2 separate regions of the Homo sapiens genome follow, and region 1 is linked to region 2. The links are chromatin contacts, found by Hi-C or POLR2A ChIA-PET in ENCODE. All regions are on one chromosome and are shown on one strand. Each heading gives the region's core, a stretch centred on a gene start or an enhancer-like site at or near the end of the contact. The rest is flanking DNA. Distances are from core to core; before and after follow the strand shown. Region 1 overlaps SLC8A1-AS1 (SLC8A1 antisense RNA 1). Region 2 holds the start of SLC8A1-AS1 (SLC8A1 antisense RNA 1).

Evidence for each region. Hi-C counts contacts between places; a loop is a spot of excess contacts on that map. ChIA-PET counts read pairs that join two places held with the same protein, here RNA polymerase II (POLR2A). Pooled maps may share reads with other maps.
Region 1: a loop to region 2 is called in a map of naive thymus-derived CD4-positive, alpha-beta T cell, with 2.9 times the contacts of the local background. The contact joins the enhancer-like site here to the promoter of SLC8A1-AS1 in region 2. A Hi-C loop is called at or near these places in 1 of 168 maps with a recorded cell type or tissue (naive thymus-derived CD4-positive, alpha-beta T cell) and 8 of 50 pooled maps. POLR2A ChIA-PET finds 5 or more read pairs at or near these places in 2 of 52 experiments (activated CD4-positive, alpha-beta T cell and activated naive CD4-positive, alpha-beta T cell).

Annotation. Positions count from the first base shown.
Region 1 is chr2:39,994,772-40,001,520 of GRCh38, forward strand. The region is part of intron 2 of SLC8A1-AS1 (SLC8A1 antisense RNA 1); the gene reads left to right. Among named protein-coding and RNA genes, the nearest start is that of SLC8A1-AS1, 81 kb to the left of the region's middle. Within about 2 kb of position 2,065, at least 2 of the 41 ENCODE cell types and tissues checked have a DNase peak (open chromatin) inside an H3K27ac peak, as active enhancers do.
Region 2 is chr2:39,915,592-39,922,058 of GRCh38, forward strand. It overlaps SLC8A1-AS1 (SLC8A1 antisense RNA 1), which reads left to right and starts at 2,043. Exons shown (of 5, transcript NR_038441.1): 1 at 2,043-2,068. RefSeq lists an enhancer at 4,910-5,569.

The sequences.
Region 1 (6,749 bases), core at 815-3,314, 79 kb after region 2:
CTGTGAGATAATGCATATATTAATTATCCAGACTTAACCATTCCACAGTGTATATATACTTAAAAATATAATGTCGTGCACAATAAATACATAACTTTTATCTTTAAAAAATAGAAAAATAAGAAAGATAAGGAGAGTGACCAAAGACCCCGTTAGAGAAGTAGGAGATAGAAAGAGTAGAGAGAGAATGCGGGTCTGCAGATCATGGAGGGCTTTGCAAGTGAAATGACGATTTCTATCAGCATCTCTTGGGCTGCTGAGAAAAGTCTGTAGGACTTAGAGTTGAAGCAGAGACACCAGTTAGGAATCCAGGTATGATATGATGGTGGCTTAGCCATATTTTATCTCACTTGTTTCTCACAACAGCCTGTAAGGTAAATATATACCCGTTTTACCAATGAAGAGTTGAGGCTCCTGTGGGGTCAGTAGGCTCTCTATCTAACTCACTGTCACATATCCTGTTTGTGGTGGAGTAGGACTGAAACCTGTTTGACTTAAACTTCTGTTTGACTATTTATATTCCTAGAAATATTTCATGCTTACAGCAAAACTATTTTGCCTCTTTTAAAACCAAAACCACTAACATGGTATCTAGTCCAAATAATCATGGACTAGATTATTGGAACCTGGAATTTTGTTGAGAATCCCAGCTGTATTGTTTCGGCTTTCAGATACTCATGTCTACATAAGGAAGAAGTATCATCGAAAGGAAAACTTAACCCAAAGCATAGCTAAGATAGTATCAGAACTGTGACAGCTATAGTTCTCTGCAGGTACCACCCTCAAAGATTACTCTGTGATTACATGACTGTACTTAGATTCTTTGAGGAACATCTGTTTTTTTTTTTGTTTACTACACCCAAACTTAGAAAGGGCCATGACAATTTGTTGCCCTCCAGATTCAGTTTTTGTAATTGCCCATTAAGGGTGATTGCTAACAGTGTTTAATCAAAGGAATTTTAAATGGGGTTTCGTGGTTTAGGATTTCAAAGTCTTCTATAAATCTTAGGGAGCCACTGTTGCATGGTATATTTGATAGTGTGGTCTTTGCGGAATTCATATGGTGTCATGAAGATTTGAAGCAGAGAGGAAACTGAAAAATTACTTAGTGCACTACCTTTATTTTATAAATGAACAAAGTGAGGAAAAGAGAGGCCATTGGCTTAAAGTTGTTCATTGTTTCAGAACTGAGCAAAGATGTTGTGAGAGACCCTCTAATATATCTGAAGGAAAAAGTCTTTAGATATCAGATTGGCATGACTGTCTTACTCTCTGGATGTGTGACCCTGGAAATGTTATCTGAACTTTATAAACCTCAGTTTCTTCATTTGTAAGTTCTGGGTAATAACTGTCTTGTAGAATAGCTGAGGAAAATTATAAATATGTCAAAAGCAGCCAGGTAGGACTGTAAGTACTAGCTATAATTTATATTGCTTTTTCAGCTCAACAGTCTTTTCAACTCTACTTTCTAAATTACTTGCCTCCAAGTCTCAGTCTAAGCCAAACTTTAAACCTCATCCACACTGACAAGAAAATCAGCTTTGAAAATAATCTTGAAATGATGTATTTTATGAAGGGGATGGGTGTAACTGGATTCTTCACTCCTCCCACTCCAGATCTACTTGCTCCTCTCCTGCTTTCTTCCAAATAATGTCTTACCAGAACTAATGGAAAAATTATCCTGGTCTTAATGATTCCCATCTGGTTATATATAAGTAATCAATCAAATTCTGCCAAAAATTAGCAAATATATTTCATTTTTAATAATAGACATGACAGATAGTTGCTAGCTGGTAGGTTTGCTGGAGGACACTCACAGGAGACCAGTTTTTCCCAAGATACACTTAGAAGCAGTAGAGAACATTTAAACCTCACAGATGGTACTTACTAGCTCTGTGTCTTTAGGCATATTATTCAGTCCTTCTGAGCCCTGCTTCTTCAGCTCTAAAAGGTGAGTCACAATAATCATTTATTTGGAGGCTAGTTGTGAAGATTAAATGATGTAACAGAGGTCGAACACTTAGCACAGTGGTTTACCCTTTCCATGGTTTTAGCTACTTGCAGTCAACCACAGTCTGAAAATATTAAATGGAAAGTTCCAGAAAGAAACAATTCATAAGTTGTAAGTTGTGCACCTGTCTGAGTAGCATGATGAAATGTCTTACAATTCCACTCCCTTCCCCCCAGGATGTGAATCATCCCTTTGTCTAGTTACTTCTATATACTACCTCCCCCTTAGTCACTTAGTAGCCATCTTGATAAGATCAACTGTTGGGAGAATGCAGTGCTTGTGTTCAAGTAATCCTTATTTTATTAATGGCTCCAAAGTACAAGAGGAGTGATTCTGGCATATTGTTATAATTGTTTTATTTTGTTATTGGTTATTGTTATTAATCTCTTATGCCGTACCTAAAATTAAACTATTATCATAGGTATGTATGTACAGGAAAAGCATAGAACCTATACAGTTTGGTACTATGTAAGGTTTTGGGCATCCACTGAGGGTTTTGGAAGGTACTGTCCAAGGATAAGGGGGAATTACTGTATAGGACTATTTATACAATGGGTGCCAAATAAATACTCTGCACATCTTCCCTCCAAGGACTACTGTCTCATTCAAGCTTCAAAAGTTGACAAAGAACCATTAAATGAGCGTTATAAAAAGCAAAGCAAAATATATCTCTGAATCTTTTTATTGTTGAAACCCAATCATGATGGGTACTTGCTAGTTTTTCTTCTAAAACATGGTTATGACCATATTAGCATAGAAAAAAACATTTGGGTGGTTTGATTTGCCATGCTTTGTTTGCAACAAGAAAATAATTTGTATTTTTATTTAAAATGTCTTGCAAGGAAGCAGACATCAGGAATATTTACTCAATAGCTGCTTGACTGATACCATTAGACCTCATTCCAGAGTGGCCTGGCAGTCCTGAACTGTAACACCAAGTATCACACATTGTGACTTATCTTTCCACAGTGAAAGAGATGTGGGAACAATTTCTTTCCCTCTCTAGGCAAAGTCTCTGTCATTTCAGTGACACCTGGAAATGGGTGGAGTGTTCAGGTGTTTCAGCAGAACTTTTTCTATCACTGAATGGACGTGGCCTTTCTGTCTTTTCCTAGGTTCACTGTGGTTGTCCTTTTATTCTCTTCACTCTCCTTACTCATTTTCATCTTCGGTTTGTGGATTAAGAAGGGGAGGGGATGGAGTAGGAGAGAGACATATCCTGAACTCTGTGGCGTCTATTTCCCCCTATTCTTTACTTGTAGTACTTGGGGCTCTTCCGGCTGGTTTGTCAGAACTGGATACAGACACCTTGGGCATTTCTAAGCTTGTCCGGGCACAGGAGCAGCCATGGGTTTGGAGAAATATGATCATTTGAGCCACCCTTCCTTCCCGGCTCAAATGCTAAATTACATGGCATTGTAAACATTTGTTACATTTAATTTTTGTTGCCAAATGCGTTTTCTTAAGTATGGGAAAATGTGCCTGAAGATTTGTGTTTTGTTTAAGAGTGATAATTCAATAAAAGATTTTAGGCTGCTCAATTCTATAATACTTAAAATACTCAGTGATGAGGATTTAAAATGCGAGTAACCAAGCAGCTCAAGATAAAGCAAAAGACTTTTTGGGTTTGCTTTCATCTTTTTATTCTTGTGAGCATTTATCTTTCAGCAAGACTTAAAGAGATTTGCCATTTAATATAATTTTAATATTTTGAGATCTAATTGAGTATAAAAAAGGTATGTATTGTCTTCTCACTGAACTCTGCTCTGTGTGGGCATTTGAGGAATATGTAGGATTATTGATGAAGACAGTTAGAAAGCTGGCATGTAGGAATAAATTCTACATCTGTTACCCTTTGGCTGACAGAAGCCACTCGCATCTTCAGAACATGTTTTCTTACCCCGAACCAAGGCTTGTGCCTCCAAAACTTTTTTTTCTTTTAAATAAAATATAGCCAAGCTGCAGCTCTTTGTGATGTTTCACACTAAGTCAAGTAAAGAAGACAGTTTTATTGTGCCCTATCACACAAGCAGCCATATTTATGCTACAAGGTAGGACTGCAGAGGCACAGTTTGTTTTTCTCTCCTTTACACATTCTGTCCTCTGCTGCCAGTCCCATGCCTATTCCCACATGGATGCCTCCTCTCTTAGCCTGCTCCCATCATGAGCTCCATGGACAGGTACAGCTTTGCCAGCCCCACTGCCCCCCTACCCTCTATTGCTCATGTTACCCATTTGCCATTTCTCATTGCTCTTCTAGCTAGACCCTTCACTCACTGCTTCTGCCCTTATTCGAGCTGGGTCTTCACTCTTGCATGTCCATCTTGGGATTTGTTCTGCTCTTCTTGTTCAGGACCAAACTATCTTTGCTAGGAAAGCATACCTATGATATTAGCATAGCCTGGTATAGTTCTCAGTGTTTTAAGAAATCATCAATTTTTTCCTTTTGTGATTGAGGCCAGGAGAAGCAGGAAGCCCTTTTAGTATAGGGATGTCCTGAGTCTTTGGAAGTCAAGCTCATCAAGTTTCCCTCCATTCTGTCGTGAGCAAGCATCAGCTTCCTGGCTGTTGAAGAGTTTCTGTATCTGAGCAGCTGAATATGTTGGGTAAGGGAAGAGATCAGGTAAAGAATCAATATTATTGAAGGTGAGGCAGGCCCTTCAGCCATTTCTTTGCGACTCGGCACTAGGCAGGTCTTTCCATGGTGTGCTGGAAAGTGGAAATCCCAATGTGCTGCTTCCCAAGAGCTCCTTGATGTTTTGATTAAACCTGATCAGTTCTGGTTTGGCAAGGTTGATTTGTGTTAGCAGCAAATTTCATCCGGAAATCTCCCCGATGAACATGCATTGTGTTCTCTGGACTAGAAGGGCCTAATGTTTTGATATTTAGAGTCCTGAAAGTGAATAGAATCTTCATGCCCCCTCTCCCCGATGTTTCTCCTGTTCACTACTGCATAGGAATCTACTGAAATTGACACACGTTTTTCCCCTGGTTACCTCATTTCTTTTCTCTTAAATTAGGAGGCAGCAGAAGTGAACGTCCTGGTACAATTTGTCTGTATTTGTCCTGCACAGGAACCTACCGAAATTGACGTGCTTTTTTCTGTGTTACCCCCTCTTTCCCTTATCTTAAACTAGGAGGCAGCAGGAGTATATGCTCTGGAAGAATTTGTATGTATTTGTCCTGTCATCTCAGTGTAATCATAAAGTGATTTTCCTTAGACACCCACAAAACAGCAATCACGCTTTTCCTGGAGCTTCAAATTGGCTGTAGTGATGACATGCTTCTATCCAAGGGATCTCTGTAAATCATACTTATCACGGTGCCCACCTGTGGTCCCATTTACCAGGGAAGCATTTTGTTCTCATGCATTTGCTTGTTGGTTTTGCTAGAATTCTCATCCTTCCCTTCCCCTGTGGCATCCCTGTGAATTCTGTTTTCTCATTCCCCACTCTGATTTTACTTGGATATTTACCTGGTTATTTATTCCTTAAGGGATTTCTCAGCCTGGCTTTTTAAAGATTTATCTCCTACTTTTCTTGACCTATCCCTCATCTCCCCACCCCACTACTTCTTTCTTTTTCTGTCAAGACAGCTGCACTTCTGATCTCCCTTCCTCGTTTATCTTATTCAGTCAGATCTGCAGCCTCCCCCAGATCCACTGACAGCCAGTACTCCCACCACCCTTACTGAGTGCCTACTATGTGCCAGTCCCACCCTTGCAACACTCATAAAATCTCTTAAAAAGCAAGGTAGGTAACACCATCCCTGCTTTACAGATGAGGAAAGTAAAACCTAGAGATGTTAATGGTTGTTCCTATACAATATAATACAAGATGGAAGACTTGGGATTCAAATCCATAGCTCTCTTACTCTAAGCTCATGCTCTTTCCACTGCATTATGCTTTCTGACAAGAAAGGCCAAGAATAGTCAATGAAATGACATTAGCTCATCTTCTCTTGAGCTCTTGGTCAGTGTCTTATCAAGAAGAAACTAGTTCAGAGAAGATAATTTTTTCATAAACAGAAGACTTATAAGTGGCAGAACATCCGGAATCAACCTGGAGTGGCATTCTACATCCTTTTCCTTGTGGTTTAGGGAAAGCTTTGGTGCTTTTCGTTGCAGCTGCTAAGAGCTGGGTGTTCGTGGCTCAAATGCTGGTTTATAATTAGACGCTAGTTAGGTAAAGATTGTTAGATAAATTACTCAAAGTTTCTTTTATATATCTTAATGTGGAGTATTTTTCGTGCTGGCTTATGACAATAAGTATCAATTTAGCCACTCTTTTTCCCTCTTTTATACTCACTAGACAAGGCAGAAGCAATGTTTGAACCTATTTTGGTATCTCCCTTCGAACACTGCAGTAGTGAGGCTCTCAGGCTTTCAACATGAGGATGGCCACTAGACTCCTGTCCTTTAATGTTAATATGCAAAATAATATTCTATATTTGAAGTTAAAGGAGGTCTCAAATAATAAAATGGTGTATTGTTCTAGAACACAAACTCACCTGATTTTACTAGATAAAAACTAGACACCTTACCTTTGTTTTTTTTTTTTTTGTTTTTTTTTTTGTTTTTGTTTTTTTTGTTTTTTTTGAGACGGAGTCTTGCTCTGTCACCCAGGCTGGAGTGCAGTGGCGTGATCTCGGCTCACTGCAAGCTCCGCCTCCTGGGTTGACACCGTTCTGCCTCAGCCTCTCAAGTAGCTGGGACTACAGGCGCCCGCCACCACGCCCG
Region 2 (6,467 bases), core at 793-3,292:
TCATCTACCTGATGATTAGTGATGTTGAGTATTTTTTCATATACCTGTTGACCCATTTACCTGTTGTATGTCTTCTTTTGAGAAATGTCTATGACATTTACTCACTTTTTTATGAGATTATTTGTTTTGCTGTTGAGTTTACTTTAATGTCTACTGATTACTAAGTCCCTTGTCAGATGAATAATTTGCAAATATTTTCTCCCATTCAACAGATGTCTGTTCACTCTATTGATTTCTAGTGTATGCAGAAGTTTTCCAGTTTATTTATTTTTTAGAGACAGTCTTGCTCTGTTACCCAGGCTGGAGTGCAGTCGCATGAATGTAGTTCACTGCAGCCTCCAACTCCTGGGTTCAAGTGATCCTCCCTCCTCAACCTCCCAAAGTGCTGAGCTGCTTTTCAATTTAATAAAGTCCCACTTGTCTATTTTGTTTCTGTTCCCTGTGCTTTTGAGGTCTGAGCCATAATAAAATCTTAACCTAGACCAATGTTACCATGTTTTCCTTCCTTATTTCCTCTCCTCCTTCCTTCCTTCCTTGGTTGCTTTCTTGCTTTGTTTTTGTTTTTTTTTTGAGCTGGAGTCTCACTCTGTAGCCCAGGCTGGAGGGCAGTGATGGAATCTCCGCTCACTGCAACCTCCACCTACTGGGTTCAAGCTATTCTCTTGCCTCAGCCTCCTGAGTAGGTGGGATTACAGATGCATGCCACCATGCCTGGCTAATTTTTTTTTGAATTTTTAGTAGAGATGGTTTCGGCATGTTGGCCAGGCTGGTCTTGAACTCCTGAACTCAGGTGATCCTCCTGCCTTGGCCTCCCAAAGTACTGGGATTACAGGCATGAGCCACTGCACCTGGTCCCACTATGTTTTCTTCTAATAGATTTATAGTTTTGGGTTTTACATTTACCTTTAATCCATCTTCACTTGATTTTTACATATGGTGAGATAGGGATCGGGTTTCATTCTTCTGCATGTTGATATTCAGTTTTCCCAGCAGTATTTATTGAAGAGAGTGTCCTTTTCCCAATATGTTCTTGGCACCTTTATAAAAAAAAATCAGTTTGTTGTAACTATGTGAATTTATGTATGGGGCCTCTGTTTCTTTCCACTGGCCTATGTGTCTGTTTTTATACTAGTACCATGCAATTTTGGTTACTAGAGTCTTGTAACATATTTTGAAGTCAGGTGGTGTGATGCCTCCAGCTTTGTTCTTTCTACTCAGGATTGCTTTGGCTATTCTGGCTCTTTTCAGCTTCCATATAAATTTTTGGATTGTTTTTTCTATTTCTGTGAAAAATGACATTAGTATTTTGATAGGGATTGCATTGGATCTGTAGATTGCTTTTGGTAGTATGGTTATTTTAACAATATTCTTCTGACGCATGAGCATGGGATGTCTTTCCATTTATTTGTGTTCAACTTTTTTCATCAGTGTTTTGTACTTTTCCTTATAGAAGTCTTTCACCTTTTTGGTTAAATCGATTCGTAGGTATTATATTTTACTTCTATAGCTGTTGTAAATGGGATTGTTTTCTTGATTGCTTCATCAGCTAGGTCACTAATCATGTATAGAAATGCTATGATTTTTGCATGTTGATTTTGTTTCTTGCAACTTCACTGAATGTATATATCAAATTGAGGGTTTTTAATGGAGTTTTTAGTTTTTTCTAGATATAAGATTAAGTTATTTGCAAAGAGAGCAACTTGACTTCCTCTGTTCCAATTTGAATGCCTTTTATTTCTCTTACCTGATTGGTCTGGCTAGGACTTCTAATATTATGTGATATGGTTTGGCTGTATGTTCCCACCCAAATCTCACCTGGAATTGTAATCTCCATAATCCCTACATGTCAAGCGCAGGACCAGGTAGAGGTAATGGGATCTTGGGGGCAGCTTCCTCCATGCTATTCTCATGATAGTGAGTTCTCATGAGATCTGATGGTTTCATAAGCATCTGGCATTTCCCCTGCTTGTGCTCACTCTGACCTTCCTCCCTACAAAGTTGTGTGCTTCTCCTTTTCCTTATGCCATGATTGTTAAGTTTCCTGAGGCCTCCCCAGCAATGCAGAACTGTGAGTCAATTAAACCTCTTTTCTTTATAAATTACCCAGTCTCAGGCAGTTCTTTATAGCAGTGTGAGAATGCACTAATACATTAAGTAAAATTCTAGTGGTGAAAGTGAAACTCTTTCCCCTAGGAACTCTTTCTAGTTCTTAGGGGAAAGAATGTCAGCTTTTCCCCACTCAATATCATGTTTACTGTGGGTTTGTCATATACAGCCTTTGTTATGTTGAGGTAAGTTCTCTTCTGTGCCTACTTTGTTGAGAGGTTTTATCATGAGGAAATGCTGAATTTTATCAGATGCTTTTTAAAAATCTATTGAGAAGAGCATATGGTTTTTGTCCTTCATTCTGTTGATGTGATGTATCACATTTATTGATTTGTGCGTGTTGAACCATCTTTGCATCCCTGGGATAAATCTTACCTGATTGTGGTGTTTCATCTTTTTGATGTGCTGTTGGATTTGGTTTGCTAGTATTTTTTTGAGGAATTTTGTATCTATGCTTATCAGGGATATTGGTCTGTAGTTTTCTTTGTTGTTGTTGTGTCTTTGTCTGGTTTTGGTATCAGGATAATGCTGGCCTTGTAGAATGAGTTGGGAAGAATTCCCTCCTTCTCAATTTAAGATAGTTTGAGAAGAATTGGTGTTGTTTGCAAGTTGGGTAGAATTTGGCAGTGAAGCCATCTAGTCCTGGGCTTTTCTGTGTTGGGAGACTTTGCTACTGATTCAAACTCTTTGCTCCTTACTCTGTATAGGTATTCTATTCCTGATTCAATCTTGGTAGGTTGTATGTGTCCAAAAATTTGTTCATTTCCTCTAGGTTTTCCACCTTTGTTGGCATATAGTTGTTTATAATTGTCTCTGATCTTTGTTGTTTCTGTAGTACCAATTGTAATGTTTCCTTTTTCATTTCTGATTGTTTGGGTTTTCTCTAGTTTTTTCCTTGGTTGGTCTAGCTATTGATTTTGTTTATCTTGTCAAAAAACCAACTTTTCATTTTATTGATTTTTTTATATTGTTTTTGGTCTCTTTTGTTTAGTTCTGTTCTAATTTTAAAATTTATTTCCTTCTACTTGTGTGTTTGGTTTTTCTTTCTCTTTTAGTTCCTTGAAGTGCATTGTTAGATGGCATATTTGAAATCTTTCTACTTTTTTGATGTAGGCATTTAGTGCTGTGTACTTCCATCTATATCCCATAGGTCTTGGTATACTGTATTTCAAGATATTTTTTGATTTGCTCAATTTCTTCATTGATCCAGTGGTCATACTGGAGCATGTTGTTTAATTTTCATGTATTTGCAGTTTCCAAAGTTTCTCTTGTTATTGCTTTTAGCTTTATTCCATTGTGGTCTGAAAAGATACTTGATGTGACTTCCATTTTTAAAAATTTGTTGAGGCTTGTTTTGTGGCCTAACATATGGTCTATCCTGGAGAATGTTCCATGTGTTGGTAAGAAGAATGTGTATTCTGCAGCTGTTGGATGAAATGTTCTATAAATGTCTGTTAGGTCATTGAATTATTCATTTCCAGAATTTCTGTTTGATTATTTTTTATGATATCTCTTTGGTAAATTTCTCATTCATATCCTAAACTGTTTTTCTGATTTCTTTGTATTATTTACCTGTGTTCTCTTGTATCTCATTGAGCTTCTTTAATTATCTTGAATTATTTTTCCAGGATTTTTGTAAGTTTTTTTCATTGTAATCTGTTGCTAGATAATTATTGTATTTCTTTGGAGGTGTCATATTTTCTTATGATTTTTGTGTCCTCACATTGATATCTGGTGCATCTGGAGTAACAGCGGCTTCTTCTAATTTTTTGGATTTGCTTTCTTGGGAGGACTTCTCCTGAAGATGTATCTATGGTGTTGGTTGGTTAGGGCACTTTGGCTTTGATTCTGGGTGCATGCAATGGTCTAGTCTCTGTATAATTTCTTTGCTTGTAAACAGTGTCAGTGGTGTCTGATTTCCTTAGTGGTTTAGGGTGCAGTCATTAGTAGAGGCTGTGGTGAAGATTTGCTGGGGATGAAGACACCAGCTGTGTCAGTCCTCATCTGCAGTGATGACAGTAGTAGGTGGAACATGCCTGTCCTTGGGCAACAGGGCAGTGCACGTGCCAGCACCAAGTGGTTCCAGGTAGGCTGATTCTTGGGCCTCCAGATGGCTTACTCAGGTGAAGACAGCAGCAGCAGCAGCAAGGGGCCAGGCAGGCTGGTGGGCCCTTGGGACCCTGGACAGCAGGCATGGTATGAGTGATGGCAGTAGTAGTGGCAGGAAAACCCTCTGCCTCCCCAGCTGTCTGTACTGGTGTTGGTGGGGGCTGTGATGTGCTGGGTGGGCCAGTCCCCAGGCCCACAGGTGGTGCATACAGGTGGGTTCCAGCTGTGATGATAGCCGCAGGCTGGGTGGGTCTATCCTTAGGCCCTTGTTAAGAGTACTCAGGTGCCAACAGTAGTGGATGGGGTGGGGCAATCCCCAGTCCACTGAACAGCATGCTTGAGCACTAGGGGGCATGGAGCCAGGCTGGATGGGTCTGTCTTTGGGGCTCCCAGTGGCGCATATGGGCAAGGGCTGTGGCGGGCAGAGCTGGGTGATCGCCAACCCCCCAGTGTAGTGCTCAGGTGATAGTGGCAGTGGTGGATGGGGAAGCCTGTCCCAGTGTGCATGCAAGTGGCTGCAGCCCTGCTGATGGGAAAGTGAGGTTGCTGTCAGTGGCAGCAGCTGTAGGCAGGCAGTTGAGGAGCTTGTGTTTTGGCCACAGGTGGGGCTGTGGGTGTGGGAGCTTGTCCTCAGTTCATATGTAAACGCACAGCAGCACCATTGCTGGGGCTGGCAGGGTTGTTGCCCACGGCTTGCTTTTCAGCCCAGTGGCAGCAGCCAGCAACGGTGGTGGCTGTAGGTAAGAATCTGTCCTCAGGGTGTGTGCAAATGTGTGTCAGCCCCACTGCCAGGAGTGATGGATTGCTGCCTGTGGCTCATGCTTCAGGCCTGATGGCAGCAGCTAGTAAGGCTGCGGGTGGAGGATGTCAGGGGGCCCCAAAGATGTGGAGATGCAAGGGCTGTTGAGCCCCGGGGCAGGATGCAGGTGGGTGGGGGTTGGGCTCTCAAAATAGTATTCTGCTTAAGCTCCTTAGGTCTGGGGCAGGTGTGGGATCCAGCCTCAGCTTTGTTTCTGGAGAAAAACTTTGTGCTGTCTCCTTGGAGCTCCCTAAGTTAATCTCAGGGCCTGGAAGGTCAAGGGCTCTCCTGTCACTGAGATCGCAGGAGTCTGTGGTGGGAATGTGGACCTTTTGGGGATCTTTCACTTACCTTTCCCTGCACTGGGCAGCCTCTCTGGGCTCCTCTCTCCTTCCTTATTTTAGGTGTTTGCTGTCACTTCTCTATTAAATTCCAGTGCCCTCTCTTAGATGATCCATTTAAAGTGTGAATATCTACTCATTTTGGTTTTTTATGGAGGAGGTGAGATGTCTCTAGTAATCCATCTTGAAGCCCCTCCCTTTACATTGTATTTCCTAACGTCCAAGGGTCTCTGTTTCCTTTTTGTTTAGAGAACTTCCTTTTGCTATTATTTTAGAGTATATCTGCTGGTATAAACAACAAAACTCCTTTACTTGTTTTCATCTGAGAGTATGTTGATTTTTTCCCCTTCATTCTTAAAGAATCTTTTTTCTGGGTATGGAATTCTGGGTTAAATTCTTTTCTTTCATCACTTACTTTTAGCCTCCATGGTTTCTGATGAAAAATCTGCTGTCATTGACATTTCCTTTTTCCTAGAATTAAGGTGTTATTTTTCTCTTGCTGCTTTCAAGATTTTTTTGTCTCTAACTTCAGAAATTTAAGTGTGATGTGTCTTGGTATTGGACTCTTGGATTTAAGTTGCAATTTACTTAGTTTTTTGAATTGGTAAATTTTAATCTTTTCTTAAATTGGTGGAGTTATGGGCTATTGCTTCAACTTCACAAGTATTTGTTGGGCACTCCTTATGTTTGACACTGTACTAGACTACGGATGATGATGAAAATTTAAAATCATGGGTTGAGATATTAAGAACTGACATGCACTTTCCACAAGAAGAAAAGGTGAAATAATGCAGGGAACATTGGGCTGTCAGTGGGAGAGCAGAGATCTACTTCTCTTGGCTCTTCTCCTACCTCTGTGACATTGGGTAAACAAATGAATCTCTCAGGATTACGCTCTGTAATATGAGGGAGTTGGATTAAGTACTCAGTTTAGCTCTACATGACTTCAGAGGAAGAAAGAGGTAAGTTTGGTTTGGTCTGGTCTGGGAAGGCTTTATAGAAGAGGCTGAATTGAAGACAGGCCTCACATGACTGTTAATTGATACTCTCTTCTTCCACCTTCAGGACACTTTAAGATAGACAAATCTGAATGAAAACACCCCAGAAGGGAG